Regions from separate parts of the Homo sapiens genome. Here region 2 is linked to region 1. Evidence: chromatin loops called from intact Hi-C (ENCODE). Cell type or tissue: gastrocnemius medialis. All regions are shown on one strand. Links, peaks and the distances in the headings refer to the core of each region. The heading gives the core; the rest is flanking DNA.

Evidence for each region. Hi-C counts contacts between places; a loop is a spot of excess contacts. Peaks named below come from ENCODE experiments on the same cell type or tissue, not always from the same donor. Only the 100,000 strongest peaks of a DNase experiment are listed, where the experiment ranks them.
Region 2: a loop joins it to region 1, with 2.3 times the contacts of the local background. A loop is called at or near these places in 1 of 110 quality-filtered maps.

What each region holds. Positions count from the first base shown.
Region 1 is chr9:83,926,014-83,939,531 of GRCh38, forward strand. It overlaps QNG1 (Q-nucleotide N-glycosylase 1), which reads right to left. Exons shown (of 4, transcript NM_032307.5): 4 at 12,298-13,518. The coding sequence ends at 13,498. Among named protein-coding and RNA genes, the nearest start is that of KIF27, 11 kb to the left of the region's middle. In gastrocnemius medialis, for the core only: a CTCF peak has its summit at 12,038 (motif pointing right); no DNase peak of the experiment used is centred there.
Region 2 is chr9:84,055,687-84,072,750 of GRCh38, forward strand. LOC101927575 (a long non-coding RNA gene) reads left to right here and starts at 7,757. Exons shown (of 9, transcript NR_110995.1): 1 at 7,757-7,843; 2 at 11,609-11,741. In gastrocnemius medialis, for the core only: no CTCF peak of the experiment used is centred there; a DNase peak (open chromatin) is centred at 7,054; H3K27ac peaks cover 1,387 bases.

The DNA.
Region 1 (13,518 bases), core at 11,019-13,518:
ACTCGGGAGGCTGAGGCAGGAGAATCACTTGAATCCTGGAGGCAGAGGTTGCAGTGAGCCGAGATTGCACCACTGTACCCCAGCCTGGCGACAGAGCGAGACTCCATCTCAATAAATAAATAAATAAATAAATAAATAAATAATAAATAAATGAATGAAAACAAAAGTTTTGGGAAACAATACTTACCTTTACTAAGTGCAATGTTCTATGTATTTTATTTTATTCTATTCTACTTTTCTTTTTTTTAGAGACAGGATCTTGCTATGTTGACCAGACTGGTCTCGAACTCCTGGCCTCAAGTGATCCTCCCATCTCAGCCTCCCAAAGTGCTGGAATTACAGGAGTGAGCCACCATGCCTGGCCCTATTCTACTTCAATTTTTTTTTTTTTTTTGAGACAAGGTCTCACTCTGTCACCCTGGCTGAGTACAGTGGTGCAATCATGACTCACTGCAGCCTCAACCTTCCAGGCTCAAGCAATCCTCCCACCTCAGCCTCCCAAGTATCTGGGAATACAGGCACCGGCCACCATGCTCAGCTAATTTTTTATTTTTTTGTAGAGATGGATTCTTGCTGTGTTGCCCAGGCTGGTCTTGAACTCCTAGCCTCAAGTGATCCTGCTGCCCTGGCCTCCCAAAATGCTGGGATTACAGGCATGAGCAACCATACCCAGCCCAATTTTTCTTAATGTTGATTACAACCCTTTAAATTGATTTCATGACCTACTAATGGATTGCAGCCTGCAATTTGAAATATTCTGGTCTAAGGTAACAATCTGGCTGAAAATGGATGAAAAATGACATTTTCATCTACTAAACACTATTATACACCTATTACCTTATTTATCTATTGCTGAACTATTTCTTCAGATCTTAGTGGCTTAAAACAAATTTCTTGGCCGGGCTCGGTGGCTCATACCTGTAATCTCAGCACTTTGGGAGGCCGAGGTGGGCGGATCACAAGGTCAGGAGTTCAAGACCATCCTGGCCAACATGGTGAAACCCCGTCTCTACTACAAATACAAAAATTAGCTGGGTGTGGTGGCAGATGCCTGTAATCCCAGCTACTTGGGAGGCTGAGGCAGATAATTGCTTGAACCCCGGAGGCGGAGGTTGCAGTGAGCCAAGTTTGCACCACTGCACTCCAGCCTGGCAACAGAGCAGGACTCCATCTCAAAAAAAAAAAAAAAAATTCTTATGTCGTAGCTTCTATAGGTCAGAAATCTGAGCATGGGTTAGCTAGATCCTCTGCTTCAGGGCTGTCACAAGGTTGCAATCAAGGTGTCAGTCAGGGCCACGAACATTTCAGGGTCAACTGGCAGAATCTGTTTCCAAGCTTCTATAGTGTTTGGTGGTAGTTCTTGAGGGTTGTTGGACTGAGGGACACATTCCTGCTGGCTATTAGCCAGAGGCTGCCCTCAGTTCCTTCCCCTTAGTTCCTTGAACAGGTGGCCCTCTGCATCACATTGAGCATGTAAGATGAGCCATGGAAAGAAAATCAGCAAAAGAGAAGTCAGAGTCACTTATAACTTGATTGTAGACAGGATATCCCATCACCTTTGCCACATTCTGTTCATTAGAAGCAAGTCACTGGGTCTATCCCACATTCAGGAGACAGGTTGCATGAAAGTATGAATACTAGGAGGCAGGATTCATTGGAGGCTACCTTTATTTCCTCCCCGCCTCCACCCCATTCCCTATTCTAATCACCAAATTCTGCTTGTTTTACATCTGAATATTTCAAATCCTTTCTACTCTAGTTCAAGATTTCACAATCACTCACCTAGACTACTGCAACAGCCTACCAACTAGTCCCCCTGTCTCCAGTCTTGCACTTACAAATCCACCCTCCACACCTTCTACACTGATCTATCTAGGACATGAATCTCACTGTCTGTCCTTTGCCTAAAGCCTTCCTGTGATGGCATGGAGAATACTATTCCTTAACAGCTGGAATGGGAAATCTATATGTGGACAGACAAAGTTTTGCTGAGAAGATGCTTTGCTAGCCTGCCCCTAGGTGGAAGATAAGCCTTGGAAGCCTGATTTGGTTGGTACCCAAGCTTCAGAGAGGAGGGTGGTGTTGCTCATATGAGACAAGGGGAAGAATTATTTGACTGCTCTTGAGAAGGAATGAGGAAGATGGGGGAAGGGGGTGGTGTTGGGAGAAGCTGAAGCAGAGAGGAGGCAGAGAATAACTGATAAGGGAATCCCAGGGACACTGGGAATGGCTAACGGAGGCATTTATTGATTGATTGACTGAGACAGAGTCTCGCTCTGTCACCCAGGCTGGAGTGCAATGGCACAATCTCAGCTCACTGCAACCTCTGCCTCCCGGTTTCAAGCGATTCTGCCACCTCAGCCTCCTGAGTAGCTGGGATTACAGGCAAGCGCCTCCACTCCTGGCTAATTTTTGTATTTTTAATAGAGACGGGGTATCACCATGTTGGTCAGGCTAGTCTCGAACTCCTGACCTCATGATCTGCCTGCCTCGGCCTCCCAAAGTGCTGGGATTCCAGGCGTGAAACACCGCGCCCACCCAGTGGTGGCCTTTATGTTCCTGCTGTGAAGTGTGCAATTCAAACCCCTTCCTCTGTCTCCCCTGCAAAATCTTCAATGATGTCTGCATTGCTAACTTACACATTTGTCCAGTCTGGTGCTGGACAAAACCATAGGTTGACCATGTGGACCTAGAAGGCAGAAGATTAGAAGAAAGCCAAAGGTGTAGTGGGTCATTTCTGCAATCCCAGCACTTTGGGAGGCCGAGGCAGTAGGATCAGTTGAGGACAGGAGTTCAAGACCAGCCTGGGCAACACAGTGTGAATCCCTTCTCAAAAAAAAAAAAAAAAAAAAGAAAAAGAAGAAAGAAAGAAAGAAAGAAAGAAAGAAAGAAAGAAAAGAAAGAAAGAAAGAAAGAAAGAAAGAAAGAAAGAAAGAAAGAAAGAAAGAGAAAGAAAGAAAGAAAAAAAAAAAAAAAAAAACAATTAGTTGGGCATAGTGGCTTGCACCTGTAGTGCCAGCTACCTAGGAGGCTAAGGCAGAAGAATTGCTTGAGCCCAAGCGTGGGAGGCTGCTGTGAGCTATGATTGAGCCACTGTACTCCAGCCTGAGTGACAGAGCAAGACCCTGTCTGTAAAATAAAATAATTTTTAAGACTAAAATAAAAAATCATAAGATGTAAAAATTTTCAACAAAATTCACTAAAATGATAACCACCATCATCTCTGGATGGTGGAGTTAAACGTTATGACTTTTTTAAAAGACAAGGTCTTACTCTGTTGTCCAGGCTGGAGTGTAGTGGTTTGATCACAGGTCATTGTAACCTTGAACTCCTGGACTCAAATGGTCCTCCCACTTCAGCCTCCAGAGTAGCTAGGATACAGGTGCACACCACCATGCCTGGCTAATATTTTATTTTTTTTTGTATTTGTTTTTTGTTTGTTTGTTTTTGTTTTTTTGAGACAGAGTTTCACTCTTGTCACCCAGGCTGGAATGCAATGGCATGATCTCAGCTCACTGCAACCTCCACCTCCTGGGTTCAAGTGATTCTCCTGCCTCAGCCTCCTGAGTAGCTGGGGTTATAGGCCCCCGCCACCATGCCCAGTATTTTTAGTAGAGATGGGGTTTTGGCATGTTGGCCAGGCTGGTCTCAAACTCCTGACCTCAGGATACACCTGCCTCGGCCTTCCAAAGTTCTGGGATTGCAGGCGTGAGCCACTGCGCCCGGTCTAATTGAATTTTTTGTAGAGATAGGGTCACTCTATGTTGCCTGGGCTGGTATTGAACTCCTGGTCTCAAGCCTTCCTTCCCACCTTGGCCTCCCAGAGTGCTGGGATTAGAGGTGTGATTCACTGTGCCCAACCTGTTATTTATCTTTATATCTCTATTGTTTGTTTGTTTGTTTGTTTGTTTGAGACGGAGTCTTGCTGTGTCACCCAGGCTGGAGCGCAGTGGCACAATCTCAGCTCGCTGCAAGCTCCGCCTCCCGGGTTCACGCCATTCTCCTGCCTCAGCCTCCCAAGTAGCTGGGACTACAGGCACCCACCACCACGCCCAGCTAATGTTTTTGTATTTTTAGTAGAGATGGGGTTTCACCGTGTTAGCCAGGATGGTCTCGATCTCCTGACCTCGTGATCTGCCCACCTCGGCCTCCCAAAGTGCTGGTATTACAGGCGTGAGCCACTGCGCCCGGCCTTATGTCTCTATTGTTGAGCACAGTCAATGTCTAATACATAATAGATAATAAGCACATCCCAGAGAGTCAATGAATGTTTATGGAAATAAAAAAATTTAAAAACAGAAAACAAGTAACTTGCTCAAGCCTACATGGTTAAGTGACAAAGGCAAGACTGAAGCTTCCATCTGTCAGATGACAAAGTCAACACACCTCCCCAGAGGCTGAGCTGAGCAGAGCTGCAGTATTCTATATAATGAATCTCAAGTTTTGTTGTTTGTGTTACAGCTGATTGGCTGCAATCAGGATCCAAACATGGACCATATATGGCATTTGATTGATATGTACCTTAATTCTCTTTTAATCAATAACAATTACCCTCACCTTTAAAAAAATTGTGGTAAAATGTACATAACATAAAATTGACTATCTTAACACTACTGAGCTGTACACTTTAAAATTGTTAAGTACTGGCTGGGTGTGGTGGCTCACACTGTAATCCCAGCACTTTGGGAGGCCGAGGCGGGTGGATCACCTGAGGTCAGGAGTTCAAGACTATGTGGCCAAAATGGCGAAACCCCATCTCTACTAAAAATACAAAATTAGCTGGACATGGTGGCGCATGTCTGTAATCCCAGCTACTCAGGAGGCTGAAGGCAGGAGAATCACTTGAACCTGGGAGACGGAGGTTGCAGTGAGCCGAGATCATGCCACCGCACTCCGGCCTGGGCGACAGAGCAAGATTCCATCTCAAAAATACATACATACATACATGCATACATACATACATAAAATGGTTAAGTACCTTCACATTGTTGTACAGCCAATATCCAGAACTCATTTCATCTTGGAGAACTGAAACTCTACACCCGTTAAACAATAACTCACTATTTCCTTCTTTCTCTGACCCCTGGCAGCCACCATGCTACTTTCTGTCTCTATGGATTTGACTATTCTAGGTTATAGAAGTGGAATCATAGAGTATTAGTCCTTTTGTGACTATTTCACATAGTATGATGTCCTCAAGTTTCATCCATGTTGTTACATATATCAGAATTTCCTTTCTTTTTGAGGCTGAATTAATATTCCATTGTATGTATGTATCACAAATTGTTTATCCATTCATCCACTGTTGGTCCCTTGGGTTGCTTCCACCTTTTGGCTATTGTTAATTATGCTGCTGTGAACATGTATGCATAAATATCTCTTTGAGAAACTTTCAGTTTTGGGGATTATTGCTATGGATTGAATGCTTGTGTTCCCCAAAATTCATGTTGAAACTCTAAATCCCAATGTGATAGTATTTACAGGTAGGGCCTTTAGGAGGTAATTAGATTTAGATGAGGTCATGAGGGTTGAACCCCATGATGGAATTAGTGTCCTTTTAAGAAGTGGAAGAGGCCGGGTGTGGTGGCTCTTGCCTGTAATCCCAGCACTTTGGGAGGCTGACGCGGGAAGATGGCTTGAGGCCAGGAGTTTGAGACAAGCCTGGGCAACAAGGGGAGACCCTGTCTTTACAAACTATTTACAAACTGGCTGATTGTGGTAGCATGTGCCTGTAGTCCTAGCTACTTGGGAGGCTGAGGGTGAGAGGATCAATTGAGCCCAGAAGGTTGAGGCCACAGTGAACTGTGACCATGCCACTGTATTCCAGCCTGGGTGACAGAGCGAGACCCAGTCTTAAAAGAAGAAAGAGACAGACAGAGAGAGAAGGAAAGAAAGAAAGAAGAGAAAGAAGGAGAGAAAGAAAGAAAGAAAGAAAGAAAGAAAGAAAGAAAGAAAGGAAAGAAAGAAAGAAAGAAAGAAAGAAAGAAAGAAAGAAAGAAAGAAAGAAAGCAAGCAAGCAAGCAAGCTGCTATTTGTCCTATAGGATTTCTCACACTTTAGAATTGGCTGATCATATACTGTATTTTCATTTAACTTGTTCCTCTGTTTCCTACATTTCCTGTTAACCAGTAAGTTAGATCTAGATTCTTGATTAGATTCAGGTTCAATTCTTCTGGCAAGAATAATTCATAGATGGGCATATGTACTTCCTGTTGCAACACACCAGGAGGCATGTAATGTCTGCATATCCTGCTTTTGGTGATGTTAAGATTATAGATGAGTACAGATATTTTTCAGTATAATCCATCCATTAAAAAGTTCCTCATCGGCTGGGCATGGTGGCTCATGCCTGTAATCCCAGCACCTTGGGAGGCCAAGGCGGGTGGATCACTTGAGGTCAGGAGTTCGAAACCAGCCTGGCCAACATGGTGAAACCCCATCTCTACTAAAAATACAAAAATTAGCCAGGTGTGGTGGCACATGTCTGTAGTCCCAGCTACTCAGGAGACTGAGACAAGAGAATTGCTTAAACCTGGGAGGCGGAGGTTGCAGTGAGCCGAGATGGCACCACACTGCACTTCCAGCCTAGGCAACAGAAGGAGACTCTGTCTGGGAAAAAAAAAAAAAAAAAAAAAGTTCCTCATTAACATTTTACCTAGAAGCCATTGAGGATCATTTCCCATATCTATTATTTCGTTAGGGATTGCACAATGGTAATGTTCTAATATTCCTTTTTGCATTTATTAGCTGGTATTGTTCTATAAAGAAGAGCTTTTCCTCTATCAGATTATCCTGAAATGCAGTTAGTACAGGAATAACAGAATAAATGCTTTTTTCCTTTTTATTTACCAATTTTCAGAATTACAAATTGGTCCCTACCAACCTTCAAAATCAAACAATACGGTTTCTTTTTTTGGAGCACGTGTGTGGTAGAAGGAGGGTAACTATGAACTCATAGTTTTTTTTATATTTTTTTACTTGCTTTCAAAATACTATTTTTGGTTCTCAAAGTATTTCTAGGCTTCTCTCTAAATACCATTGTGACCTATTTGTTTCTTCTCACTTTGACTCAGGCTTCGTCAAAGTTATTGAGCCTTGGCTGGGCACAATGGCTCATGCTTTGGGAGGCTGAGGCAGGAGGATTACTTGAGGTCAGGAGTTCGAGACCAGCCTGGGCAACCTAGTGAGACTCTATCTCTACAAAAAATAAAAATTAGCCAGGCATGGTGGTGCACGCCTGTAATCCCAGCTACTTGGGAGATTGAGGTGGGGGAATTGCTTGAGCCCAGGAGGTTGAGGCTGCAGTGAGCAGTGATCAAACCACTGCACTCCAGCTTAGGTGACAGAGTGAGACGCTGCCTCTAAAAAACAAAGCAACACTTTTTTTTTTTTTGAGATGGAGTCTCGCTTTGTCACCCAGTCTGGAGTGCAGTGGCGCAATCTCGGCTCACTGCAAGCTCTGCCTCCCAGGTTCACGCCATTCTCCTGCCTCAACCTCACAAGTAGCTGGGACTACAGGTGCCCGCCACCACGCCCAGCTAATTTTTTGTATTTTTAGTAGAGACAGGTTTCACCGTGTTAGCCAGGATGGTCTTGATCTCCTGACCTTGTGATCCTCCTGCCTCGGCCTCCCAAAGTGCTGGGATTACAGGCGTGAGCCACCACGCCCGGCCAAAGCAACATGTTTATGTTTTTTTAAAAAAGGAACAAAGCTGTTGAGCCTTAATAATTGCATTCTACTCCTGCAACCAAATACAGGTTAGTATTCTATATCAACTGACTCTTAGTCTATCTTGAGAGTGGCAAAATGGGAATGGCGAAGAAAGGGAGAGAATTCCTAGGTTTGTCCTGTCTCCAGACAGGAAGTTGGATTAGTGCTTTCTTTTCCTTTTCCTTTTTTTTTTTTCTTTTGAGACATAGTCTGGCTCTATTGCGCAGGCTGGAGTGCTGGAGTGCAATGATGCAATCTCAGCTTGCTGCAACCTCTGTCTCCCAGGTTCAAGTGATTCTCCTGATCTCAGCCAAGATCGTACCATTGCACTCCAGCTTGGGCAACAAGAGTGACATTCCATCTCAAAAAAAAAAGAAAGAAAAGAAAAGAAATATGAGGTATGGTCTTTGTGCATTTTAATCCCTAGACTGTAACTAGTTACATGATCATGGCTAAAGCCAGCTCTATCCCTGGGCTTATTTTGTTGATCACTACAATTGCTTTTTCACTATGCTAGTTTTAGTTTGATTTATTTCATTTAAAACTAAAACATCCTTAACCCAAAGGGATAAAAGAAAGGAAAAGATACACAGTGTATGGAAAAAAGAGAAATTTAGATGAATGGCACAATAATATATTTCTCCAAACTTCCAATTGTTTAATCAATAAATTGTATACCTGCAAGGAATTTTACAAATTACAGGCATGCATCACATAACAATGATTTGGTCACCCATGAACTGCATACACCATAGTATATGGTATCCCATGAGATTATCCCATCCCAGTGGGACAAGACCAGACACAGACCCTTCAATTCCTCATTCTTTTTTACAATTTTTTTTTTTTTTTCCGTAGAGACGGGGTCTTGCTATGTTGCCTAGGCTGGTCTTGAACACCTGGGCTCAAGTAATCCTCCTGTGTGGGCCTCTCAAAGTGGTGGGATTACAGATGTGCATCACCATGCTCAGCCCAATTCCTCATTCTTTGTCTCTCTATTAGAACTCTTTGTCCACCTAAAACCAGCATGACACAGAGATAAATATTTCCTGTTTGGCAACTGACTGAGACTTCTGATTGCAAAACAATCCCACATGTAAGTCCTCCACCTGTAACTTGTATACTCCTCTCTATAAAAGTCTAAGGCAAAACCACCCTGCCAAGAGACTCTGATCTTTGGATTTGGAGTGCTTTTCCTATTGTAATAGCCTGAATAGATCAATTCCCTTACTTGTTTAGGTTTTGTATTTGACTATAGCACCCACCAAAAAGCTGGAAATTTTAAACTAAAGCAAAAAACAGCACACCTCGAGAAAGACGGGTCACAGAGTTGCAAGGAAAAGGAAGGTCTAGTTGCCTCAAAGCTGATCCCCTAGGTCATATACAGTCATTAAATCCGCATCTGGGGCAGACTGGGGTGCCAGCCTGACTAAGCCATTATCCATTCAGCTTCAGGGGAGGGGACACTGTGAGGAAGCTCAATACATGATTTCTGAATTGAATGAAACAAAATCTATTAATTTGCCTTGGTGCTAATTAGGGAGAAGTTTAAGGTTGATAAAGGAAAAAAAGCAGCCCCTGATAAAAAGCTGGCCTGGCACCCACAGCTATACCAGTTAGTCTTCTGTTGGACATAATCACTTTCCTAGCCTTCTTGGCAGTTAGTTGTGGTCACGTGACTAAATCCTAGTAAGATGAAACCAAAGTGGAATGTGGTGGCTACCAAAGCCTTTCTTGTCAACCCTTTGTTTTTTTCTTTCTTTCTTTCTTTTTTTTTTTTTTTAGAGACTGGATCAGAAAGGTTACTCAGAGACCATGATAAAGTAAGACTAAATAAGGCCACTTCAGAATTTTGCCTAACCACAGAAAAATACAAGGGCATCGTGCCGTACAAAGTACCCAAACATCCTATCTCCACTAAAATGAGTGACTGCTGACTTCTTTACCAATGACAGCTTTATCCTTACTCTTGTCTGCCCTCCCTATAGAAAAAATTTGAGGCAGTCAATGGTAGAGCAGCCAATAGTATAACTGATCCTGCTTTCTGAGAGTATCCAATCTCAACAGAACAGTTTCCTTAGACCCTGCCCCAAATAATCCTCCTACTGAGTCACCCCATGCTACAAGTAATAAATCTAACCTGTTTACTTTGGTTGGAAAGCATTGACAAGGTGCCTTGGCTAAACAACTTGAGTTCATAGAGTGAGGCAAATCATTAGGAGGCCTCTGAAGAAAAATAATTGAAATTTGTTTACAAAACAAAATATTTTATAACTGATGGCAAATCAAAGGCTACTAAAGGAAACTGAGTCACCAAAGAATTAGAAAAGACTTCTCTGAATGGAGGACTGTGCCAGGGAGTTTCAGGAGGCTGTGCACATTTTCATTACCTTTAAAAGGGTGTGCAGAATGAATCAACACAACTGAAAACACTTTCAGAACTTAATTCTACATTCCATTCTCTTCTGGAACGTCAGGAGCTAGCCCCATGTTAATTATGTTCCCCCAGACTACCCTGAAATCCAAGAGGGATGTTATCTCCACACAAATCCCCAAAAACCAAAAATGTTAGAACTAGAACACTACCATTTTGCAATCCCTAATGAAATAATAGATCTGAAAAATAATCATCCATGGCTGTTAAAGCCATTAGGCAAAATGTTATTTTAATGCTCTTAGTCTGTATCAGGTAAGAAAACTATAAAATCCACTTAATGGGTGGCAAAAACTTCTTGCTGTTTCCCAGTATCCACCCATACTTTTTTTTTTTCTCGAGACTGGGTCTCACTCTGTTGCCCAGGTTGAAGTGCAGTGGTGATCATTGCTCACTGCAGCCTCGACCTCCTGGGCTCAAGCGATCATCCCGCCTTTGGCTTCCCAAAGTGCTGGGATTATAGGAATGAGCCATTGTGCCCAGGCCCATCCATACTCTCTACACAGTTTAGCTGGTATCCAATGCCCATAATACATGCCACTTTCCTAGCCTTCTTGGCAGTTAGTTGTGGTCACGTGACTAAATTCTAGTAAGATGAAACCAAAATGGAATGTGGTGGCTACTAGAGCCTTTCTTGTCAACTCTTTTTGTTTCTTCCTTATTTTTTTTTAAGAGACTGGATCTCGCTACATTGCCCAGGCTGGACATGAACTCCTACGTTCAAGGGATCCTCCTACCTCAGTTCCTCCCCACCACACAGTGGCTGGGACCATAGGAGCGAGCCACTGCACCTGGCTTCAACCCTTTCTTTCTACTCTTCTTTATTGCTTCAATCCTGCTGGCTAGATTAGAATGCAGGCATCCAGGATTGATTCCAGGTTATGCTCAGTGGCAGAAGAGAAAAGGCAGCTGGGTCTGGGAAACCATGGCTCACAGCTGTAAACGCGGTGCTTTGGAAGGCCAGTGGCAGGAGGACTGCTTGAGCCTAGGAGTTCGAGACCAACCTGAGCAACATAGTGAGACCCCATCTCTACAAAAAATTTAAATTAGCCAGATATAGTGGCATGCGCCTGTGGTCCCAGCACTTTGGGAGGATTGCTTGAGCCCAGGAGTTCAAGGTTACAATGAGCTATGATCTCACGACTGTGCTCCAGCCTGGGTGACAGTGAGACCATCTCTAAAAAAATAAAAAATAAAAAATAAAAAAAAAGAGAGTGGAGAAGGAGAAGAAAAAGAGGGGGGAGGGGAAAGAAGGGAAGAAGAAGGAGGAGGGCAGAGAAGCAAAGGGGAGGAGAAGAGGGAAAGGGGGAAGGGAAGACAGGAAGTGCCAGAAGGGTGGCAGGAGCAGAGGCCCAGAGATTACACTGGAAACTGTTATGATGCTTTCTGGTACAAGTTACAGAAAACTAATTCAAGATGCTGGAAATAATAAGGTAATGTGTTTATTATCTCAAGTATGAAGTCCATGGATAGGATGGGCTCAGGCATGGAAAGTATAGCTGGGCTCTAGCTCCACAAAATGGCTACCTGCATGATAGCAGGTATCATGCTAAAAGCATTGCTCAGAGGAAGAAAAGGGAACTTTGTCCTATATCTCTTTCTTAAAAGTGAAGAATCCTTTTCTAGAAGCTTCCCAGCAGACTTGTCATCCAGTGTCACTGTCCAGAACTAGATTATATACCCATTATCAAAGCAATCACAGGCAAGGAGAGTAAAGTGACCAGGAATAGTAAACCATTCATACAAGATCTACCTCCAGAACTGGGGATGGGATCACCATCCCCTGAGTCATACAGGACAGGGATAGACACAGGACCACTCCTATGGTTGTGCAAGTTGTGTAGTGCACAACTCCAGGAGGCCTCACTCACAGTCATTTGTAAGGTTATTATGACAAATTTCCAGCAGATGGCAGTAAAGTGCTTGGGAAAAGGGCATCTTTTTCTGACTTTTCTGAAGTCACAGCAAGCAGACAAGGTAGATACCTAACAAAATCAAGATTCTGTTAGAAGGAATGTGGCGGGGGTGGTGGGAAATGAGTACTTGACAGGTAATGAGAGTTCTGCAGCAGAAGGTAAATAATCTAACTTACAGTAAACCTTTTAAAATTATATATAGTAAATTCTATTTTAATGAAATAATCCATTCCAGGTTTAAGAAAAATTTTGAATATTTTTATTGAATTCCAATATAGTTACTCTGAAAAAACAAATTAGACAGATATCCTAAATTGAAAATCATGATGTACAAAACCCACTGTCATTACCAATAAAAAGTTTAAAATAAAGTGTCAAGATTGATTTTTACAAGAACAGCATTCATATATCAAAAACCTCTCTCTTTTTTATACCAAATGATTAAGGTATACTGAAAATTACACACCTCAAGAAAATATATCAGTAGATGAAATATTATCACTGAAGATTAGTCACATAAGGCATGATTAGTTTTGGGAAATTTAAATAAAATATTAAAGTTCCTTCACGATTTCCGTCAACTACATGTCCACAGGGGGGAAAAAAAAAAAACATAAGTCAAAACTAAACAGGCAGACAAATGATAAAGTTGGGAATACATAGCGATGTCAGGAATTTTTTTTTTTTGAGACAAGGTCTCCATCTGTTGCCCAGGATAGAATGCAGTGGCGTGACTGTGGCTCACTGCAGCCTCAAACCCCTGGGCTCAAGCAATCCACCCTCCTCAGCCTCAGCCTACCGCGTATTTGGGATTACAGAGCGTGCCACCATGCTAGGCTAATTTTTAAATTTTTGTAGAGATGGGGGTCTCCCTATGTTGCCTAGGCTGGTCTTGAACTCCTCGCCTCAAGCAATCCTCCTGCCTTGGCCTCCCAAAGTGCTAAGATTATACATATGAGCCACCACATCTGGCCTAGGAAGTTTTGTTGTTGTTGTTGTTGTTGTTGTTGTTTTTTGAGACAAAGTTTCACTCTTGTTGCTGAGGCTGGAGTGCAATGGCCTAATCTCGCCTCACTGCAACCTCCACCTTCTGAGTTCAAGCGATTCTCTTGCCTCAGCCTCCCAAGTAACTGGGATTACAGGCACGTGCCACCACGCCCAGCTAATTTTGTATTTTTAGTAGAGATGGGGTTTCACCATGTTGGCCAGGTGGTCTCAAACTCCTGACCTCAGATGATCCACCCGCCTCAGCCTCCCACAGTGCTGGGATTACAGGCATAAACCACTGTGCCCGGCCTAGGAAGTATTTTTCAAGTGAGAATGGGCAATCAATTTCCTATAACCTCGATCATGTTCTCTAAATATCAAAGCAAAACTGTACAGATGATATGATATAAAACGCAGGGGGTTTTCTTTGGATCAGTTTACACTTGAGGTCAATAATATATGCAACGTAT
Region 2 (17,064 bases), core at 5,910-8,409, 120 kb after region 1:
TTGAATAAAGAAGACAAAACAAACAAAACCCCAAGCAAGCCAACAACGACAACAATAATTGGCAAATGCCACAGTATCTTCAGTGATTAACCACGATTTTCTTTAGAAACCTTGTGAGTCTGGGCCGGGCATGGTGGCTCACGCCTGTAATCCCAGCACTTTGGGAGGCTGAGGCGGGCGGATCACGAGGTCAGGAGATCGAGACCATCCTGGCTAATATGGCGAAAACCCGTCTCTACCAAAAAAATACAAAAAAATTAGCCGGGCGTGGTGGCGGGCGCCTGTAAGTCCCAGCTACTCTGGAGGCTGAGGCAGGAGAATGGCGTGAACCCGGGAGGCGGAGCTTGCAGTGAGCCCAGATCGCGCCACTGTACTCCAGCCTGGGCGACAGACCTTGTGAGTCTGTTAAAATAGAAGCAGACACAAGATTAATTTGCTTCAAGTGAGATAATCCGTGAAAGGCATTCACTCCACACAGAGCCTGGCACAGGGTCAGTGCTCAAAAACGGCAAGCTTATTACCATTATTTTTATTATTTGGAATTAATGTTATCTGTTTCCCCCTCCCTCTCGCTTTTTGGTCCTCACTTTTTACTCGGAATACCAGTGGAATAAAGGTAAACAGCATCCGTTCTCATTTCTGAGGACAGGCTGCCCTGATGTTGAAGGTGATAGAATGGTCAACAGCCCTGGAAGCCCACTTCAGATTCTGGGTAGCTTTGCTGGGTCACCATGGCCTTGCAAACTGGCAGCTGGCTGGAAGATTGACGCTATGTTTGGCATTGGCTTACAATGGAGAATTGCTATGCGTAGCCAAAAATCTTCCCTGGCAGCCAGGAGTGGAGAGCAGCCTTGGACCCCACTTCACAGCATTCCTTTAAATGATGTTACTGTATTCACAGGCCAGAATTTAAACGTTTGCAGTAACAAGGGAGCCAGTTTTTGGATAGTCAAAGGCATTTTGTCAACAAAAGAGTATTCAGGCCATGCTATATATTTATGGTTCTATTCATCTCACCTTGTAGATAAGGAGGATTTGGAACCGCTGTAGGCTCTAAATAAACTCTTATTTTAATGCAGATGGCTCCTTATTCTAAATAATATCCTTTATATTCTTTTGCCTCAGACTTGGCATTTCTAACTCCTTGATGAATATTTCTACTCAGATTTCCAGCCATTAACACCTGTTCCCAACTCCTTATTTTCTATCTGTGCTATCACGATTATTGAGAAACTGTATATATAGTGATTACAATTGAGGGCTTTGGAGGCTGACTGCTGGGTTTTAAATCCCTGCTGTGCTATTTACTAGGTATGTGGACTTGGATAAGTTATTTGACTTCCTGGTGCCTCCTTACCTCCTCTTTGTAATAATAACACATCCCTCATCAAGTTGTTGTAAGCATTGAATTAAATGTTTAGACCAATGCCTGGAATGTAGTCAGTGCTTGTATCAGTTTGGTTGTATTAGGCTGCAAGTAACAGAACACCAATTAATAATAGCTTAGGCAATAAATACATTTAATTATCTTTTTTTTTTTTTTTTTTTTTGAGACGGAGTCTCCCTCTGTCACCCAGGCTGGAGTGCAGTGGTGCAATCTTGGCTCACTGCAACCTCCGTCTCCCTAGTTCAAGCAATTCTTCTGTCTCAGCCTTCCCGAGTAGCTGGGACTACAGGCTCATGCCACAACATAGTAGAGATGGGGTTTCACCATATTGGTCAGGCTCGTCTCAAACTCCTGACCTTAGGTGATCCACCTGCCTTGGCCTCCCAAAGTGCTGGGATTACAGGCATGAGCCACCACATCTGGCTCATAATTATCTTATATAAGTAGAATTCTGGAGGTGGGAAGTTCCAGCCTTGCTGCAGCAGTTCAGTGGTGCCACCAAAGACTGCATGTCTTTTTCTCTTTCCCTTCTGCCATCTTTCCCATGTCAGCTTTTCATCTTCATGGCTATCACAGGTCACCAGGCTGCTGCAGCTCCAGGGATCAAGGCAAAATGAAGGGGAAAAGGCAGGGGTGGCATCGACTGTCTCTTGCATCAGGAAAGCAAAAGCTTTCCCAGTTCCCAGGAGCCTTCCAAAAGATTTCTCCCTACATCTTATTGCCAGGACTAAGTCACATGTCCTCCCGTGACTTTGAAGGAGGCTAAGAAAGTGACGATCTAGTTTTCCAGCTTCTGTAATAAGAGAAGAGAGTTGGGCATGGTTGTAGAGGCAGCCAGGCCACAGTGACTGCCACAGTGATTAATATATGTTAGCTGTTACTGTTATTATTATTCCAGTTTTTAAAGTTAAAGATGTTGAAATTATTTTTCATTCCCCCTCTTCTTCTTTAACACTCAGTCACCAAGTTCAGCGATTCCTCCTTCTCAATGTTTTCCATGCCTACCCGATCTTTCCTTCATACTATTCCTAATGTTCCGGTGTTATTATCTCATGCATGGAAAAATGCAGTCAGCTTTCTTTCTGTCTCCTCTATCTTCAGTTTCTCCATGCTCTGCTCTATCTTGCACTCCACCAGATGAATCTTCATCAAATATCTCTATCATGCCATGTTATTGCCCAAATTCTTTAATCTCTTCCTATTGTCCACAGTAGTGATTCTTAAACTTCAGCATAATTAGAATCACATGGGAAGGCTGGGTGTGGTGGCTCACGCCTGTAATCCCAACACTTTGGAAGGCTGAGGTGGGTGGATTGTTTTAGCTCAGGACTTTGAGACCAGCTTGGGCAACATGGTGAACCCTGTCTCTACAAAAAATACAAAAATTAGCCGGGCACGGTGGCATGCACCTGTAGTCCTAGCTACTCAGGAGGCTGCTGAGGGGGTGGATTGCTTGAGACTGGGAGGCGGAGGTTGCAGTGAGCCAAGATCAAACTGCTGCACTCCAGGCTGGGTGACAAAGGGAGACTCTGTCTAAAAAAAAAAAGAAGAATCACCTTGGAAACTTGTTAAAAATCAGATGTCTTCTTAAAAGCAGGTATTGAGGTTATAAAATAATATATTCTCAATATACTCACAGTATAATTGGCAACACAAACAAAATAATTATAATTCAGGGAATTTATTTTCTATGTTACTCATTTGGCACATTAAATTTACTGCTTTACATAAGATCCACAATCAGTTATTTTTTCATGTATATATGTCTCATTTCCTTCAATAGATCAGACATTGCTTGAAGGCAGAGATTCTGTATAATACCACACTGCCACTGTAATTAGTCCTAAAATATCCGACACAATTTTTTTGAATAAATCAATGGTATTCATGCAAAATATTCAGTGGGTACTTAATAAATGTTGGACTTATCTAGCAAAAACAATGGAAAACCTCAGACAAGATTGGGTAAAAAACAAAAACAAAAAACACCTCTATCTATTAGAATAGATGTATAGCTTGAAGCAACAGAATTACTCTTGGCTGAGAAATGGCTACAATCTAATAATGTAGATCTTGCATGAATCAAATGGAAAGACACAGTGTAGATCTATCACAAATACTAAGCTTCAAGGGGTGAAAGGGCACTGTTAATCAGTAATTCTATCAGTAATAGGATTAGTTTGATTATTATGGAAGAGATCACCCATTCAATAATGTTCTTTTCCAGGCACTCCTGATACCCACTGGAGGTAATGCTGGTTTTGGGAGCACAATGTATTGTGAATAAAATATACGAAGAAAAAAGGTAATTATTTATACCTGTTTGGTGCCAGGGTCTTCAATGATGAATAAGACCCAGTCTCTCAAGGAACTTGGTATCTAGTAGGAAAAAGAAGCATGCAGACAAGTCTAACAGATGATTTCCAGTATAACCGGAAATCAGAGAGGAGCATGAGTGTGTGAGTGAGGCAGGAGAAGAAGAGAGGATCTCTTCTGTCTGGAAGTGTGAGGACACCTTTTCCCAAGGAGTTATCTGCTCTCTCACCTTCCTTTCAGCTTCTCTTGGAATATTGCTAGAGTTATTATTTTTATCATGTTTGGTCTCACCTTCTCACCAACTACTGAATTTCAGAGGTAAATATCCAAGGAGTTGATAACATCTTTGTTTCTTCATACTAATGAAACGGGAAACAATTTCAGAAGTCATCCAATCCAACCCAGCCTGACAAACAAAATGGTCATCTGTTCTCTCTCTTTCTATCTACTCCTGATTCCCCCAAATCCCCGCATTTCTCAAATATGAGAGACTAAGGATAATCAACCATCCTGCTGTGCCCCGGAAAAAGTACTGAAATGCAGGACTTTCATTGCTAAAATCGGGACAGTCCCAGACAAACCAAGATGAGTTGGTCACCCTAGAGGGCAGTAGAAATAGTTAGAATGAAGGAGCCTGGATTAATCTATGCTAAATTCCTAACTGGGCAATTCCCTTAATGCTGATGGTTGCTTTATAGTATCAGAATATAAATGTGTCTCTGGAAGACAAGCCTATGCAGATTCAGAGCAAACATCCCACCACAGCCTACCAGGCTTGACTCATTCACTGGCTGGGTGAAGTCAACACAAGCATGTGTTTTCAATAAATATTTGATATAACTTTGTTTTGATTATACTGGGCTCTTAGGGGCAGCATTGTGTTCCCACCCAAATTCCTATGCTGAAGTTCTAATCCCAGTACCTCAGAATGTGATTGTATTTGGAGAAAGAGTCTTTACACATAATTAAGGTAAAATAAGGTCATATAGGTGGACCCTAATGCAATATGACTGGTGTCCTTATAAGAGGAGTAGATGAGGACAAAGACACAATAGAGGAAAGGCTGTGTAAACACAAGGGGAGAAGATGGCCATCTATAAGCCAAGGAGTGAGGCCTCAGAAGAAATAACCCTGCTGCCACTTTGATCTTGGACTTCCAGCCTCTGGAATTGTGAGAAAATAAATTTCTGTTGTTTAAGCCACCCAGTCTGTGGTACTCTGGTATTGCAGCCTCAGCAAACTCATATATGGGCATTGTTATGTTGCTTATAACAATGGAAAACGGACTGGGTAATTTATAAAGAAAAGAAATTTATTTCTTCCAGTTACGGAGGCTATGAAGTCCCAGGGCGAGGGGCCACATCTGGTAAGAAACTTCTTGCTGATGGGGACTCTGAACTGAGGCAGGGCAGGGTATCACACAGCAAGAGGGATGAGCGTGTGAATGTGTGAGCTCAGGTCCCTCTTCCTCTTCTTATAAAGCAACCCATTCCACTCCCATGGTAACCCATATATTCATTGACCCTTTAACCCATTCATCCATGAATGGATTAATCCACTTATGAGGGCAGAGCCCTTATGATCCAATCACCTCTTAAAGGCCCTATCTCAATACTGCCACATTGGGGATTAAGTTTCAACATGACTTTTGGAGGGGATAAATATTCAAACTACTGGGCCAGGTGTGGTGGCTCATGCCTGTAATCCCAGCACTTTGGGAGGCCGAGTTGGGCGGATCACAAGGTCAGGAGTTGAGACCAGCCTGGCCAATAGGGTGAAACCCCTTCTCTGCTAAAAATAAAAAAAACTAGCCTGGTGGGGTGGCACATGCCTGTAGTCCCAGCTACTCGGGAGGCTGAGGGAGGAGAATAGCTTGAACCCAGGAGGTGGAGGTTGCAGTAAGCCGAGATCGCACCACTGCACTCCAGCCTGGGCGACAGAGTGAGATTTCATCTCCAAAACAAACAAACAAACAAACAAACTATATATATATACATACATATATATATATGTATGTATATATATTCAAACTACAGCAATTGTCTTGAGTTGGGCTTTCTCAGATGTATATAGTGATTTATGCAGAAGTAGTTTATTTGGGAGGTGATCCCAGGAAGCCCTGATGACAGAGGTGAAGGGAGAGGGAAAGGAAGGAAACTACTTCAGAGCAGGTCACTGCTGGGGGCAACTGGATCTGCATTCCACTGGGGGCCTCTGAAAACTGTGTAGAACACACCTCAGGTTGTCCCACCCGAGGGGCAATTTACCCTCCATCTCCCATTCGTTATGGGGGGAACAGGGATTGGCTTACAGCCTGGCAGCACCTGCCTGCCCTGCACAGTAGTGAGCTAATTTCTGCTGCTAGAGAAAGCCCTCAGGGAGGGTTGGGGGAGCTTGCAATAAGAACTGCAGGTGTGCACAGCAACAGTCTCTGTGTGTTTTATTTGCTTTTGTAATAACAAACAATAAAGATTTCAAAAGCAGGAAAGTGATTGTATTACTGGGAACAATTTTATTTAACTTTAACATTATAACAAATCCATTGCCAGTTTCACTTTGGAATTTGGCCTAGAATAAAAGTGGCTTTCTCTAGGCAGGGTGTGAGATGTGATATAAGCCGTGTTCTTTCAGCGCCCCGGTGGTATCATGCATCAGGCTCCTCACAGTGCCAGACTCACTGTCATTCTTAAATTCCTAGAGATTGGGCCTTGTTAGTGCTAAAGGCCTCTGAGGCTCCTTTAAATCAGTCACATATTGATTAAAATAAGAAGGGAGATTCTCCCTTTCCTACCTAAGCTAGCTGAGGGCATATAGCAAAATCTCTTTTCCTTGTGTCAAAATTAAAACAGGACTCTCAGTGTCCTGCGCCATCTACCCAGGGTAACTTCCTACCCTTCCCATTGCTAAAGGAGATAGATAGTAATTATTCAGCACCCCCCTCCATGAGGACTGACATAGATAATGCAAGTAGAGTTCTCAGCAAAGGGCATGGCTACTAACTGCACACATCGAAGCCCATTGAGAATACTGGTAATTTGTATATTTATTTCATGTAACCAGAAATCTCCATATTTTATTTAAAAATAAATTTTGTCTCTGGGTGTTGTTTCACTTGCGAGTACGCCAGGCTTGTGACTGTGTATCCTTTGTCCTCCTGGCTTAAGTATCTCCAAGTAGAATTATTGGGAAGTTTTTAGATAAAATAAAAATCTTAGGAAAGGTTGGGGCTGGCCTTGGAGGAATAGAGGGGAGGGAAGGAGACAGAACTGGGTCCTGGGAAAAAGGAGGCAGGCAGGCTCCATGCCAAGGGCTGGGATTAATCCTGGGCACCTAGCCTCTTCCTCTCTGAGTTCTCCTTCACCCTTTGCCAGTTTTCACCAGTGACTCTGATAGACTGGGGTGCAAATATAGAAATGACTAATGACATAAAAAAGTTGTTTGTCCATCGTATGTTCTCACTCATAAGTGGGAACTAAGCTATGAGGATGCAAAGGCATAAGAATGATACAATGGACTTTGGTGACTCAGGGGAAAGGGTGGAAAGGGAGTGAGGGATAAAAGACTACAAAGTGGGTTCAGTGTATACTGCTCTGGAGATAAGTGCACCAGAATCTCACAAATCACCAGCAAAGAACTTATGTAACCAAACATCACCCATTCCCCCCAAAACGTATGGAAATAAAACATTTTAAAAAAAGGAAAAGGTTTTAAGGTTTTTAAAATATGTGTAGGGAAAGATTATCTCAGATGTATTTTTAAAAAAACCAAGATATTTTATAGGGATTTAATAGATGTTTTCAAAATCAAAATAAAAGTTGTTTTTCCTCATTAGTAAGCCAGAAAGTTGGAATTAAAACTACAGTGATGTAAGTGCCTGAGTCTTAAGTAAGGGTCTTAATATTAGTCTTAAACAGAGGAGGGATAGGGTTAGAAACTTTCTAAATGAATGCTCCCTGACTGAACTCATTGTTTTAATGCAGCATATAATCCTCTGGATAAATCTCTGAATAAAATTTCAGATGAAAAGAACACTTAAATGGCCACATTATATCAACAGAAAGACAGGCATTTCAGGACTAAAAAAGAACATAACATATGGAATACTGAAAACCTGTACTGTAGCCCAGCGCCAGGCACCAGGTATGTCTTCAACAGATGTTAACTATGATTATGATTATTGTCACCCAATAACCATCTTTCCCATCTAGTATCTCATGGGAATTTCAGAGAATTCACGTGTATGGGAGTATAATGGAGATGGAGACTCTGTAGGGAATTGGGGTGCAGGGAAATTCATCTGTTTCACAATGCACACCCACATCAAGTGACTCTAATTCTCCTTTCAATAAGAGTTTTTGCTCTCAAAAACCCTCTTCTCTTCCAGACTGTCTCTCTCCTATGTAAGCCTAATGTTTTTCTCTCCTGCTTTATAGATTTTCCCTCATACCTCCTTCAAATTCTTTTCTGTGCCATGTAATGTGAAAGCCACAAAAATTGACCTCAGGTCATTACAGTCTACTAGAGGAGCTATAAACAACATTATTTAGAATAGAGAGGTTGACCACCGTGACATGCTAGAGGCATAAACGGTAGGGGTTCAGTGGAGAGGAGACATCATAAGACAAGTGGCATGGGCATTGGTCTTAAAGGATAAATTGGATTCTGTCTGAAAACAGTAGGAAATAATATTATTGGTGGAAGGAACAGTTTGAGCAAAGACACAAATGTGGCAAAAGCCAGGGTCTGATCTTCCCAGCTTGAATGCCAAACTAAGGGATCCAGGCTGTATTCTATAGGCCAACATTTTGAGCAGCTCATCTGAGCCATATTGGAGATATTAATCATAGACTGGTTGTCATGAATGGATGGGAAGAGGCAGGGGCAGGGTGCAGGAGGTCAGTAAAGAGGACATCCCCATTACTCTTCAACTCTCAGATAGTCAGATATAAATGTTAATTCTTGCCTTCTCAGAAATGTTTAAGGCATCTCCATTGTCCACAAAATAAAGAATAAACCCCTTAAAATGCCATTCAAGGCCTCCGTACTAGTCAGCTTGAGCTGCCATAATAAAATACCATAGACTTGGGGCTTAAACAACAGAAATTTATTTCCTCACAGTTATGGAGGCTAGAAGTTCAAGGTTCTGGCCAGTTCAGTTTCTGGTGAGGGCAGATGGCTTGCAAATGGCCACCTTCTTACTGTGTGCTTATGTGGCCTTTACTTGGTGGTGCTCATGGAGAGAGAGAGCAAGCTCTCTGGTGTTTCTTTCTATAAAGGCTAATCCTTTTGAATCAAGACTCCAGGGTCACACCCTATGACCTCATTTAACCTTAGTTCCATAGAGGCCCCATCTCCAAATAGAGCCAGACTGTGGGTTAGTGCTTTGACATACACATTTTTGTGAAACACAAACATTCAGTCCATGACAGCTTCCTAGGAAAACAGTAACTACCATCTGTGAAGTGCCTACTATAGTCTAGGCATTGTGTAAAGTTCTTTACCTACATTATTTCATTTAATCCCCTCAAGAACAGCATGAAGTAGGTATTTTGTTGTCTGCATTTTACAAATGAGTCTCAGGGAAGGTAAGTACTTTGTCTATAGCTGTACAGCCTTTAGGGGAGGAGGCAGACTTTTAAGGGGAATCCACCTTGAGGCAGGAGGAATCCACATTGAAGGGGAATTGGAAGCACTCCACTCCCCTGACTGACTGCTTCCGACTTCAGCTGTGGCTCTGTCCTCCCCACCCACTCTGGTCCCACTGTATAACTCAGCATTTTCTCCACGTGACATAATTCTTGAGGTCTTGTGTTTGCTCATGCTGTTTTCTCAGACTGTAATGCCTTTTTTTTCTTCTTTTTATTAATTGTTCAAGTTTCCCCTCAAGGGGCAATGCCTCTGTGAAACCTTCCTGTACATCTTTTTTGTTGTTGTTGAATCATATGTATGTGAAACCTTTCTAAATATTCCATGCTGTTTCATTTGGCCTTGCATTCTGGTTACCTGTCTAAATGTCTGTATTTCCTTGCCATACCACCAGATTATACATATTTTGAGATATTTTACATGTGTGTATTTTACACCATGCCCAGCACACAGTAGGTGCTTTAATAGACATTTACTGAGTGAAGGTCAAGGTGAGAGTTAGTGAAGCTATAAACTAGAGGAGTGGCAATGGAGATGCAAAGGAGAGGATGGATTGATAAGACCTGGTGACTTTGGATGTGGGGACTGAGGGAGAGGCCAAGATGACTTGAAAGTTTTTCAAGGTAAGAACATCAGTGTTACTATAGAAGCCAGGAGGTGTTGCTACTTGCGGGGAAAGACACCATTAATAGAGGCGGTAGTAGTAATAATAGCAGCTTCCACTAATTAAATACTTGAATCACTCAGCATGCCAAGTGCTTGTCATATATTGCTCACCTATTTCTCATAATAATCTTGTGAGGTGAGCATTATTCTCAATGCATAGATGATGAAATGGAGGCTCAGAGAGATTAAGCAAACTGCTCAAGGGGGCACAACTAGCAAGCATCAGAACTGAGATGCAAACTCAAGTCTGTCTGACTCCAAAGCTTGTGTCCTGAAGTATTATCCTCCTGAAAACTGCCGAGTGACTCTATTTCCTGTTCTCCAAGGGGCAGCAGGGGAGGTCTCGCCATTTGCCGACAACTCTTTGTGGTGTCTGGTGACTGATTGGTGGTCAGTGCCATGTTGGTTCTTCATGACACAGACAATCCCCTGCACACAGATGGGAAGTTCCCAGGGATGGGAGAGAACATGAGATGTCTCAGCCAGGCCCTGGATGTCTCCTTGCCTTCCCTCCTTCTCCTCTCGGGCTGTACAAGCTGTTCAGCAGAAGTTCTTAGAGCATCTAGTCTTGTTCCAAAGAGACATAGCCATGGCCAAAGAGAATCTGAGGAACGCTAGGAAAAGTCACCTCTTCTATGTATTTGGTGTAAACTGGGAAGAAAAGGTCCCAACATATCTCATCACAGTCAGCAGTAAACAAATATCTTTATCAATAGCAGCATCAACAGCTTGTATTATAAGTGGGTGTGAGGGATTCCACTTCTTGGAAGGTCAAGTGTGGGAGATATCCAGGACTCAGGTCACTGAAGTGGGCACATATCCCTAATAACGCAAGAGCCTGGTAATGGAAACAAAGATTTCAAATTTGTCAATGATAAAACTTTTCTTAGTTTTTCATCTTGGAGAAAAAGAGTAAGCTAACAGGAAGTACAAAACAGGAATACATATTGCAGAATTCTTTAGGTAATACTATACTAGGTTTGTGATTGTATTTTAAGACTGATTACATGAAAGAATATTAATTAGGCCTATGAGAAGTAGCAGTATAAGTGGTTTGACAGAAATGTGAGATGAATGTATAGCAGATTTCAGCAGATAATGGCAGAAGAGTTGGGGGATAGGTCTTTTCCAAAGACTAAATGGATTGACTTGTTTATTCCGGCAATGTAAAGGAAGGAGGAATGATTGTGACTTTCTTCCTGTGATATGAAAATTGAAATGGGTTGGGCGGGGCACAGTGGCTCACGCCTGTAATCCTAGCACTTTGGGAGGCCGAGGTGGGTGGATCACTTGGGGTCAGGAGTTTGAGACCAGCCTGGCCAATGTGGTGAAACCCCATCTCTACCAAAACGATAAAAAATTAGCTGGGTGTGGTGGTGGGCGTCTGTAATCCCAGCTACTTGGGAGGTTGAGGCAGGAGAATCGCTGGAACATGGGAGGCGGAGGTTGCAGTGAACCAAGATTGTGCCACTGCACTCCAGCCTGGGTGACAGAGTGAGACTCCATCTCAAAAAAAAAAAAAACAAAAAACAAAAAGAGTAATGGGTTTATATAGATACCTATGAGTAATAGATTTTCACCATGTCTACCTAGGTCAGCACACTAAATGCCCAGAAGGATGATGTGTGGGTGAAGAAGCAGAGCAACATAATATGGGAGGGGAACCCCTTCTTGGCAGATTTTAAAGAATAAAGTAAATGGAAGTCCTTGTTTCTTCAATTAGACAGTGAGTTTTCTTTTAGCTCTATTATTTTATAGAAGTTGTAGATGTTCTTAGTTTAACTTGTGTTAGTCCCATGTTCAGAAGTAGCTTTAACCTCTATTGCCTACTACGTGACTGAAGAATAATTTGGCATTTTTCCCTTTCAAAGTGAAGCATGAGCTTTCATAAAAATCTTCCCCCATTGTTGTTACAGCATTTTGGTATGCATTTATATTTCAGTAATTTTAATGTAGTATATTAATTTTGATTATAAATGTTTCCACACACATGCCTACTGGTGGTAATATTTTATGTTTACCTTCTCGTTTGTACATTTTATTTGGGAGTAATGCATTCTGATAACTCATTAGGATACATGGATGGAAAATTTTCATTTTAAAGTAGGATAGTTTTAAGCAACATTAACATTTAATTAGAGCTCTTCACTGCATTTTATTATGAGGTTATTCTGTAATTACTCAGCAGGTCCTGGTGTTTATTAATGCAGAAGTGACAGCACATAATACAACTAAATTATTGCCACATCTCTGGAAAAGACAATTGGAAAATGGGGAACAGATAGAGGCATTGTTTAAAGAGCCTCAGGGAAAAACAGCCTCAGAACATAATCCTTATTTTCTTTTGAACCTTTTTTTTCCATGACAATCCAGAGCAACATATAGCATGTAGACCTCCCCTACTATAGGTTAAGTAGCTTACATAATGGCTCCGGCTGCAATTTTCACATTTTGCATGAAACCGTTTTCTTGCAAGAGTAGATGTGAAGTGGAGCCTGTTAGATATAGTTCTAAATTGCTCAGATACATTATATGTGGGGAGAGTAGAAACCTTCAAATAAATGCCAGAAACTGAGGTTTCTAAGAAGCTTTATGCTTTTTAAATAATCATCCTTTTCTCCTTTTTAATTAGAATACAGATATTATATTATGACCAGAGAACATAATGGTTAGAAAGCTCCATCAAATGCACTCTGACCCTTTATAACACTGCAGGGATGTGCAGGCTGTAATTTTCATATATGAGTGCCCTGAAATTCTTCTTTCCTTTTTAAGTTTTCTTTTATGCAGACCTCATAATCCTGCTGCTAATTTGATTCCCTGTCCGTTTTCCTCATTATGCCCAAGCTGCTTCTGGACACTTAAAGTGAATTGAGGCAACTATTTTGATATTGTGGGTGAAAATTAGTTTTAACTAAGACATCCAGATAACAGGTGTATGTGTATATGTGTGTGTGTTTGTGTGTGTGTGTGTGTGTAGTTGGTCTTGGGGGGTATTGACCTGAGGAGATAACATCTCTGGAATGGGCTACCTTGATAAATCACCTGAACTCTCCTCTTCGTAAGCACTAGAGCAATGACAGCAGACATTCTTGCTTTATTCCTGATCTTGGGAGAAAAATCATTCAGCCTTTCATCCCTAAATATAATGTTAGCTGTAGATATTTTGTAGGTACTTGTATTAGTTTGCTAAGGTTTCCATAACAAAGTACCATCAACTGAGTGGCTTAAATAACAGAAGTTTGTTTCTCACATTTCTGGAGCCTAGAAGTCCAAGAACCAGGTGTAGGCAGGTTTATTTTCTTTGGAGCTTCTCTTCCTGGCTTGTGGACGGCCTCCTTCTCGCTATATCCTTATATGGTCTTTCCTCTGTGCGGGCTTATCCCTGGTGCTTCTCTGTTTGTCCAAATTTCCTCTTCTCATAGAGACGACAGTCAGATTGGATTAGGGTCCACCCTAACGGCCTCATTTTGATTTAGTTACCTCTTTAAAGGTTCTGTCTCCAAACACAGTCACATTCTGAGGTACTGGGGATTAGGGCATTACATAAATTTTGGGGTAACACAATTTAGCCCACTGACAATACCTTTTATTAGGTTAAGGAAGTTCCACTCTATTTCGGTTTGCTGAGAGTTTTTAAAATCACGAATGAATATTGAATTTTGCCAAGTGATATTTTTGCATACATTGATAGGATCATGTGGTTTTCTTTAGAATGTCATAATGATGGGTTACATTGATTGATGTTTGCATGTTGAACAAGTATGTTATTCTTTTTTATATCTTGTTGGATTAAATTTGCTAATATTTTATTGAGTGTTTTTGCAAAAATATTCATAAGGCATATCATTTTATTTTCTTGTAATATCTTTGTCTGGACTTAGTATCAGAGTAATGCTGGCCTGATAAAATAAGTTGGGAAGTGTTCCCTTCTCTTTTATTTTCTGGGAAAGTTTGTTTAGAATCTGTATTATTTCGCCAGGCGCGGTGGCTCATGCCTGTAATCCCAGCCAAGGCGGGCGGATCACAAGGTCAGGAGATCCAGACCATCCTGGCTAACATGGTGAAACCCCGTCTCTACTAGAAATACAAAAAAATTAGCCGGGTGTGGTGGCGGGTGCCTGTAGTCCCAGCTACTTGGGAGGCTGAGGCAGGAGAGTGGCGTGAACCCGGGAGGCGGAGCTTGCAGAGAGCCAAGATTGCGCCACTGCACTCCAACCTGGGTGACAGAGTGAGATGCCATCAGAAAAAAAAAAAGAAAAAAGAATCTGTGTTATTTCTTAATTTTTTTTTTTGAGACGGAGTCTTGCTCTGTCTCCCAGGCTGGAGTGCAGTGGCACGATCTTGGCTCACTGTAACCTCTGCCTGCTGGGTTACAAGTGATCTTCCTGCCTCAGCCTCCCTAGTAGCTAGGACTACAGGTGCGTGCCACCACTCCCAGCTAATTTTTGTATTTTTGGTAGAGACAGGGTTTTACCATGTTGGCCAGGCTGGTCTCAAACTCCTGACCTCAAGTGATCTACCAGCCTCGGCCTCCCAAAAGTGCTAGGATTACAGAGGTGAGACACCATGCCTGGCCATTTCGTCTTTAATGGTTTTGGTAGAATTCATCAATTAAGTACCTGGAGCCTGAAGATTTCTTTTTCAGGTGATTTTTAACTCCTAATTCAATTTTCCCCAGGTTTTCTATTTCATCTTGAGTGAGTTGTTAGTTTGTGGTTTGCAGAAGTGCTCCATTTTATCTGTTATTGAATTTATGTGTGTAGAATCGTTTGCAACATCCTCTTATTATTCTTTTAATTTCTACGGTATGTCACCCTTTTTATTCCTGATGTTGGTAGTTTGTGACTTCTCTGTTTTTTCCTTTGTCAGTGTTGCTAGAAGTTTGTATTAGTCTGTTCTCTAATTGCTATTAAGAACTACCTGAGACTGGGTAATTTATAAAGAAAAAAGGTTTAATTGGCTCACACAGTTTTGTAGGCTATACTGGACGCATGGCTGAGGAGGCCTCAAGAAACTTTCAATCATGGTGGAAGGTGAAGAGGAAGGAGGCATGCCTTACACGGCTGGAGCAGGAGGAGGAGAGAGCGAGGGTGGGGGTGCTACACACTTTCGAACAACCAGATCTCGTGAGAACTCACTCACTAACCCGAGAACAGCAAGGAGGAAATCCACCCTCTGGATCCAATCACCTCCCACCAGGCTCCTCCTCCAACACAGGGGGATTACAATTTTACGTGAGATTTAGTCAGGGACACAAATCCAGACCATATCAGGTTTATCCGTTTTATTGATCTTCTTTTTTAGTCTTGATGGAAACTTATCAATCGTATTGATCTCTTAAAGGGAACTACCTCTTTGTTTCACTAATATTCTCTACTGTTTTTCTTTTTTCCGTTTCATTGATTGTTGCTTTTAACTTTTTTATCCTCTTCCTTGTGCTTGCATTGGATTTATTTTGTTCCAGGTAGAAGCTTAAATGAACTAATTTGAGACCTTCTTTCTTAATGTGAGCATTTAATGCTTTAAATTTCCCTCTAAGCTCTCCTTTAATTTCATTCCATAATTTTTGATATATTGTAGTTTTATTTTATTCAGTTAAAAATATTTTCTAATTTCCCTTGATAACTCCGCTTTGACCCATGGATTATTTAGAAGTATATTGTTTAATTTCCAAGTGTTTTGTAGATTTTCCTGTTATCTTCCTATTATTGATTTCTAGCTTAATTCCATTACAGTCAGGGAACATACTTTGCATGACTCAACTCTTTGAAATCTATAGGATACACTCTGTCTTGGTGAATGTTTCATAAGTATCTGAAAAAAATGTACAATCTACCTGTCGAATGAAATGTCCTATAATGAAATTAGATTTAGTTGGTTGATAGTATTGTTCTGTTCTATATCCTTGCTAATTTTATATCTACTAGTTCTGTTGATTAGCGAGAGAGAAGTATAGAAGTCTCCAATTATAATTTTGGATGTATCTATTTCTTCTTTTAGTTCTCTCACTTTTTAGTTCATGAAGCTTTATGTTTTTTACTTGTTCATTTGTTTGTTTTGTGACAAGGTCTCACTTTGTCACCCAGGCTGGATTGCAGTGGTGTGAACACAGCTCACTGCAGCCTCAACTTCCCAGGCTCAAGTGATCCTCCTGCCCTTAGCCCCCCAAGTAGCTGAGACTACAGGTGTGCACCACCACGCCTGGCTAATTTTTGTATTTTTCATGGAGATGGGGTTTTGTCACGTTGCCCAGGGTTGTCTCAAACTCCTGAGCTCAGGTGATCTGCCCACCTTGGCTTCCCAAAGTGCTAGGATTATAGGTGTGAGCCACTGCGTCCAGCCTGCTTTGTTGTTAGGTGCATACACATTTAGGATTGTTATGTGTTTTTGATGAACTGACCCTTTTATCATTGTATAATGTCTCTTTATCCCTGGCTCTAACATTTACTTTGTCTGTTACTAATAACGCCATGCCAGCTTTCTTTTAATTCGTGTTTGAATGGTATATTCTTTCCATTATTTTACTTAACATACCTATATCTTTATATTTGTGGTGCATTTCTTGTAGGCAACATGTGATCTCATGTTTTTATTGACTTCTAAATCCATTTATATCCATTCTGATCTCTGTCTTTTAATTGATATAGTTAGAATATTTACACTTAATTTAGCATTTACATGTAATTATTGAAATATCTAAATTTGAACCTACTATTTTATTATATGTGTTCTGTTTTTCCTCTGATTTTTATTTCTCTATTTCCCTTTCAGCTTCTTTTCTGGGGATAGTTGAACAAATTTTAGTATTCTATTTAATTTGTTCATTTTGTCTTTGACCGTTTTTTGGTATTTCTTTTTAGTAGTTGATCTAGGGATTATAATAACATCATAATAATATATAATAGCATAACTCATAACATTCTACTTAGAATCAATATTATACCTCTTCAAGTATGTTCAGTAAAGGATTAATTCAGCAGGCTTGCAATGTTCAAGGCCTGAACATTCCCAAAAAAGGACTGGCCTTTGACCAGCTTCTGGGAGGT